Regions from separate parts of the Homo sapiens genome. Here region 1 is linked to region 2. Evidence: chromatin contacts called from ENCODE Hi-C data. All regions are on one chromosome and are shown on one strand. The core of a region is the stretch at or near the end of the contact, and the rest is flanking DNA. Distances in the headings are between cores, read along the strand shown.

The links. Hi-C counts contacts between places; a loop is a spot of excess contacts on that map. Pooled maps may share reads with other maps.
Region 1: a map of CD8-positive, alpha-beta T cell shows a loop between it and region 2 (32-fold over the local background). The contact joins the promoter of IQUB here to the promoter of CAPZA2 in region 2. A Hi-C loop is called at or near these places in 2 of 168 maps with a recorded cell type or tissue (CD8-positive, alpha-beta T cell and naive thymus-derived CD4-positive, alpha-beta T cell) and 7 of 50 pooled maps.

The regions. Positions count from the first base shown.
Region 1 is chr7:123,533,208-123,536,579 of GRCh38, reverse strand. IQUB (IQ motif and ubiquitin domain containing) reads left to right here and starts at 1,985. Exons shown (of 13, transcript NM_178827.5): 1 at 1,985-2,088. It overlaps LOC124901740 (a long non-coding RNA gene), which reads right to left and starts at 2,049. Exons shown (of 2, transcript XR_007060507.1): 1 at 1,155-2,049; 2 at 321-975. RefSeq lists an enhancer at 1,099-1,238 and silencers at 1,309-1,438, 1,519-1,668, 1,689-1,918.
Region 2 is chr7:116,860,898-116,864,240 of GRCh38, reverse strand. It overlaps CAPZA2 (capping actin protein of muscle Z-line subunit alpha 2), which reads right to left and starts at 1,654. Exons shown (of 10, transcript NM_006136.3): 1 at 1,591-1,654. The coding sequence starts at 1,629. RefSeq lists a silencer at 1,167-1,906 and enhancers at 1,273-2,035, 1,987-2,036.

The DNA of each region.
Region 1 (3,372 bases), core at 736-3,235, 6.7 Mb before region 2:
AAAATCTTATCTGCACACCTCCACACCTGGTCTACCCATCCAAGAAAGCCTAATTCTAGTGGTTACCTCTATGCCCATTTTTCCCCTTTACTTTTCATGAATGTGTGGAAATGATTAAAATGAATTTACTTTTACTGATCATTATTAAAACAAAGCCAATTTTATCTGAATATATATTTCACTATTCTAGTAAAAATATATTTTAAAATGGGATGACTGAAAAAAATGGCATTGGATATTACAAAGTTATTGGGGAGATGAGAGTGCAATTTCAGCAGAACAGTATAAAGAAATAAATGAAGACAATGAACATTTATGAATAAGGGAATGGACCTGTATTAATTTTATTAATCCTTTTAACATATCAAATCAAATTAAACAGTACTGTAATGGTTAAAAAATCTGGGACCTGGAGTTAGATTGCTTAGGTTTAATCCTGGTTCCCTCATTAAACTTTGTGTGCCTTAGTTTTCTCATTTACAAAATGGGTCTAATAGCAGTTTCTCCCTAATAAAATCGTTGTAAGGATTAAATTAGAAATCTATGTACGGTGCCTCATGACAATGAATACTTCATAAATGTTAGCTGCTATTATGAGATAGCAACATGTAGTTTGTTACTAAATTTCCAAGAGGAACATACTTGACTTGACCTCCAATACTATCCTGTGGTTCTTTAAAAGTTTTCTTATTCATTGATAGGCCGGGCGCGGTGGCTCACTCCTGTAATCCCCAACACTTTTGAAGGCGGATTGCTTGAGGCTAGGAGTTCCAGATCAGCCTGGCCAACATGGTGAAACCCCATCTCTACTAAAAATACCAAAATTAGCCGGGGGTGGTGGCGGGCGCCTGTAATCTCAGCTACTCAGGAGGCTGAGGCAGGAGAATCGCGGGAGCCAGGGAGGTAGAGGTTGCATTGAGCCGAGATCGAACCACTGCACTTCAACCTGGGCGACAGAGCAAGACTCTGTATACACTAGAAAAAAAAAAAAAAAAAAGAATTTGTTGTTAGACAAAATTTAGTTTATTAACTAATTTAGTGATTAACAAAAGTTCTTCTAAGCAGAATTATTTGATAGCTACTATCTCCCTTTTCTCTTTGGCTGCCAGGAAGCTGAGAGCCAAGTTGTTAGTTTAACAAAAGCAAGTAGGCACCTGACAGTTTCTCGCCTCTGACTTCATCGTGATGATTTCTCTGACTCGGATTTTTTTTATATCTGTAAAATTAAACTGCTGTCAGTGTTTGGTTTAGAGAGCTGTGCCGTTTCACAAGTGTAAAAGATCTTGGAGAGAAGTTAGTGTCCTGATTCACTTGGATCTAGGTAGCCAGTTGGTAACAGCCTCCGCCTCTGGCTCCTCCCCTTCTCCCTGCCGCGTCCCTCCTCCCCGCCCCTTCGCCTCTGGCCCCGCCCCTTCTCCCTGCCGCTTCCCTCCTCCACGCCCGCTCGCCTCTGACTCCTCCCCTTCTCCCTGACGCGTCCCTCTTCCTGTCTCTTCGCCTCTGGCTCCTCCCCTTTCTCCTGCCATGTTTCTTCTCCCCGCCCCCTCGCCTCTGGCTCCTCCCCCTTTTCCCTATCGCGTTCCTCCTTTGCAGCCCCCATCCCCCTCCTCTGGCTCCTCTTCTTCCCTACCGCGATCCTCCTTCCAGACCCCGGCCCCCAGCCCGCCTCTAGCTCCTTCCCTTATTTCCTGCCGCGCTCCTCCTTCCCGACACCGCCCCTCCGCCTCTGGCTACTCCTCTTCTCTCCTGCCGCACTCCTCCTTCCCGGCCCCACCTCCCCGCCTCTGGCTCATCCCCTTCTCTTCTGCCGCCCTCCTCCTTCCCGGCCCCGCCCCCAGTCTTTGGCTCCTCCCCCTACCCTGCCGCGCTCCTCCTTCCCGGCCCCTCCCCGCTGCCCTCTTCTGGCTCCTCCCCCCCACCCGCCTCTGGCTCCTCTCCTTCCCACCCCTGCCGTGCTCCGGCAGGAAGAGGTGGTGCCAGGGCCGTTGCTAGGATACGACCAACAGCTGAGAACGCGGCGAGTATGGAAGCTGCGTCTTAGGAGCCTGGGAAAGCACTTCGACGAGAATAGTTTGGTTTCGTACACAGGTAGGAGAACAGATTTTGACTGCGGCCTCCTGGTCCGACGCTTAGATCCAGCCTAGAGCCGGTGACAGCCGCGCTGGACTCTGGGTTCTGTGTGCTGGGCAGTGATTCCCACCTGAGCGCCTGGGGCTGCCTAGTCGGTCAGGAATGTTCCGACTTTACTTTAAAAACCGTGCGAAGCATCTCATCTTTCTCGGCTCCTTTTTTGGCTTCCCCTCTCTGATTTGGGACTTGAACCAGCAGCATCAAGCTAGGAGGTACACCTCACCTCACACCCTGGGTGCTTGTCACGGTAATTGCATAGAAGATGTGTGTATAACCCACACCTGGCACTAGAGACTCTTAGCCTTCCGTGGCCACCATTCTCATATTAAGTCGAGAGATTTTAGACTTTCCTCACCTGGCACTCTCACTCCTTCCTCTCCACCCTTGGTCTTTGCCTCTTAACAAACCTAAAAATTCAACAGATCTATTTGGTAGAAGGCAATACTGGATCCCTGCCTCACTAATTATACTACATTCTAAATGTGTTAAGCTTTAAATGGTAGGGAATGAAATGTAGGTGAAAAGGGAGACTTTTTTGTATGCAAACATGATAGAGGTTGCTTTTTAAACAATAAGATTTAAACATTTTCATTTGAATAGATAATACATAAAAAAATAGTTCGAATAGTAAAAAGAATGAAGAGTGAAAATCCTCCATCTACCCATTTCTCCCCATCTCCAGGCCACCTTCCACAGGTGTTTTAGACATACGCAAATATGTAGTTACACCTGTAACATTGTGCATACTCTTCTGTGATTGGCTTTTACACTTAAGACTGTGTGTCCAGTTGTTTTCTATCAATATTTACAGATCTGTCTCATTTATGCATTTATGGATGAATTTATGTATTTATGTTTCATTGTGAGAAGGTGTTTCGAAGCATGTCAGGAAATTTGGAAACTCTCATAAGCAAAAAGATTGATAAATGTCACTACCTAACAATCTAAAACTTTTATATAGTAAGAGAAAAACAACATCAAACATACAATGGGAAATATAAGGGCAACACACAACAAAGGGATATTTAATTATTAGGACTCATAAAACAATATGAGGATGTAAGGAAACAGTCAAGGGGAACTTCTTGGGGCTATAATAGAAAACAGTTTGATGGAATTTAACAAAATTAAGATCTGTATGCCCTTTGACTTGTCCATTCTAATTCTGGGAACTCATTTTCAGTATACTTACACATATATACAGAGATAGATGTATAAAATGTTTGTTGCAGCACTATTTTT
Region 2 (3,343 bases), core at 405-2,904:
GCCACTTGAGCTACTAATCATCACTTAAGAATGGTAGAATAAAAACACGACAATCTCTTTTTAAGCTTTTTAGCACGCCTCAATTTTAAATATGTTTGTGCACTCCTGTACACTTTCAGTCACCTAAATAAAATAGGATTATTTATCAAGATTATACATTGAATACTGTACAGCAACTTTTGTGGATACGGGGATCTGCCTACTGGGTCTGTGGGCTATGGAGACGTTGCTCGCCCCCATTTTGTTGTTGTATTATCACTTTCACCGAAGAACACAAGAGAAAAAAAGATTTCCGAAAATAAAGATGAGGCTGACTTCTGACCATTCACATTGGGAATGGGACAGAACCTTCTATTTCGGTGCAAGAACACAGCATATAAAAACATCTAGAGCAGAGGGTCCTAAATGAAAATATCCTCAGACTTACATGAAGATTTCTTAAACACCACAACATACCTAAATGTACCTGTATTTTCCTGCACTGGCTTTGAAATTTAAAAATGAAGCACTCTTTAACGAAGAGTGGACATTTCCAACCCTGCAACTAACTCATTCCTATGTTCTGTCAGTTACTTCTAAGGGTCCTTTCCGAGAAACAGTCAAAATTAGCAGGGTTCTCCCCTACCCCACCACCCTCGGGAATGGGACGTTCCCAAAAGCCAAACGAAAGGGGCGAATTAAGAGAGCAGCAGTTCAATGAATTATTCCATTACTCGTTTTAAATATCTGAGAACTTAAGTCGTTCATCTGGTTCCATTGCTGTCACAGCATCTAATATACAGTAAAAGGAGTTGCACATTTTCCCCTCTTCGGAAGAAGTCCTAGCAGGAAAGTGAGGTGCCACCAAATCGACCCCCGGGGGGGGGCTGCTGCCAACGTGGGCAGAAAACAACTATGGGGAGGGGGTCGTCTTTTTGTGAGCAACTCCGCTGCCTCCTGGGGAACATGGGAGCTGCAAGCTTACTGCTAGAGCCACGAAAGGAAAGAGAGAAGGAGGGAGAGATGCCTCCATGGGGAAAGGGAAAAAAAAGGATAAACCGTAGAGGATCAGAAAAGGAAGCATTTTGCTTTGAGGAGGGGGAAGTAGAAGGGAGAAGTGAAGGTCTGCTTCCTAAGCGATTTTTCCCTTCCCCTCACCCGCCGCTACACTCACAGGCCAGGCCGCCGCGCTGGGCACTGCCCTTGGGCCGCTCCCACGCACGGACGCAAACCCCTTTGCGTCCCTGGTCCCCGGTCCCCGGCCCCGGCGGAGGCCCCGCGGCCCGACAGCAGGAGAGGGTCCTGGGCAGCCGCCGCCCTCCCCCGCGCCCGCGCCCCCGCCCGCCGTCGCCCGGCTCCCGCTTCCTATTTTCGGAGTACACACCCTACAAGGAGCGGAGCGAGCAGGCCTGGCAGAGACCTGCCCCCGCGCGGGGCCTCGGGTGACGGACAGGGGCAGGCACTGGGCGCAGTAAGGATGGGGGAGGAAGGGCAGCCGAGGGCAAGGCCAGCTGCGGGCCAATGCCCTTCCCCCGCGACCAGACTCCGGGCCCACCCGCCCGGGCTGAGCCGGCTCCTGACAGCCCGCGCCGTCGCCCCCGCGACTCTTACCTTCTCTTCATCAGACAACTGCTCCTCCAGATCCGCCATCTTCCTTCTGGCGACAAACCGCGGCGGCGGCGGCGGCAGCGGCCACCTGACTTCCCCGTTTCCGTGCGGTCCTCAGCGCCGCGCGCCCCCGCTAAGGGAGGGGCCCGCCGCTCAGGCCGCCGCGCACGCGCACCCCGGGAGCCCCGCCTCCCTCGACCCGGCCCTCGCGGACTGAGCGCGGCTGTGCGCGTGCGCGGGCGCCTGGTGGCCGGGCGGGGGACCGTGTCTCGCTGGGCCGCCTGCTGCAGGCTTGCTAGCATCTTGAGTGCAGCGTGCTCTCCCCACTGTGACCATATGGGCTCAGTCTGCGATGAGTACATTCTGAGCCCTTCGTTATGTTTCCATCAAGTCCTGAACTCTGCCAGCTAAAATGTGAAAAGGTGTACAAATAGAAGCCTTTTAAACATTGTTTTTTCAAATATTAGAGAAGATAGTTGGCTTTCATTAAAATACACATCACGACCCTCTCCATAATTGAAAGATTGCTCTTGATATACTCCTTTATTCATCCAACAAATATTTTTTGGTTCTTTAACGGGGTGCGGGGCACTGTGTTAGTCTCTGGGGATACAGTGTTGAGGGGGAAAAAAGCAAGCTAGACATACATGTTCATAGCAGCACAATTCGCAATTGCAAAGAGATGGAACCAACCTAAGTGTCCATCAACCAATGAGTGGATAGAGCAAATGTGGGTATATACACCATGGAATACTACTCAGCCATAAAAAGGAACGAAATAATGCCTTTTGCAGCAACTTGGAAGGAGCTGGAGGCCATTATTCTAAGTGAAGTAACTCAGGAATGGGAAACCAAATATTTTATGTTCTCACTTATAAGTGGGAGCTAAGCTATGTGGGTTCAAAGGCATAAGAATGATAAAATGGACTTTGGGGACTGGGGAGGGGATAAATTACTACGTATTGGGTACAGGGTACACTGCTCAGGTGATGGGTGCACTAAAATCTCAGAAGTTACCGCTAAAGGACTTATCCATGTTACCAAAAATCCACCTGTATTCCAAAACTGTTGAAATAAAAAGAGAAACTTCCATACTCAAGAAGCTCATTTTCTACTCATTAAACAAACATATATTGAACAGTTGGGGCCGGGCGCGGTAGCTCAGGCCTGTAATCCCAGCAATTTGGGAGGCCTCCGTGGGCAGATCATCTGAGGTCAGGAGTTCGTGACCAGATTGGCCAACATGAAGAAACCCCGTCTCTACTAAAAATACAAAAATTATCCGGGGCGTGGTGGCGCATACCTGTAATACCAGCTACTCGGGAGGCTGAGGCAGGAGAGTTGCAGAAGTCATTGCAACCCGAGAGGCGGAGGTTGTCCCTGTCCCTGCAACCCGGGAGACGGAGGTTGCAGTCAGCCGAGGTCGCGCCACTGTACTCCAGCCTGGGTGACAGAGCAAGACTCTGTCTCAAAAAGCAAAACAAAAAAAAACAAAAACAGTTGGGGAAGGCACTGTACTATTCCAGGGGAATACAAAGCTATGTTAGACATGGATCCTACCCTCCTGAATAGGTTTGCCATATTAAATATAGGACACTTAATCAAATGTGAATTGCAGATAAGCAATCTTTTAAAAAGTATGTCCCATGAAGCAGTGGAGACATACTTAAACCAAAAAATTACTCATTGTTTTCAAATTTTACTGGACATCCTTTACTTTTATTTGCTAAATCTAGCAACCCTGCTTTTGAAGCTT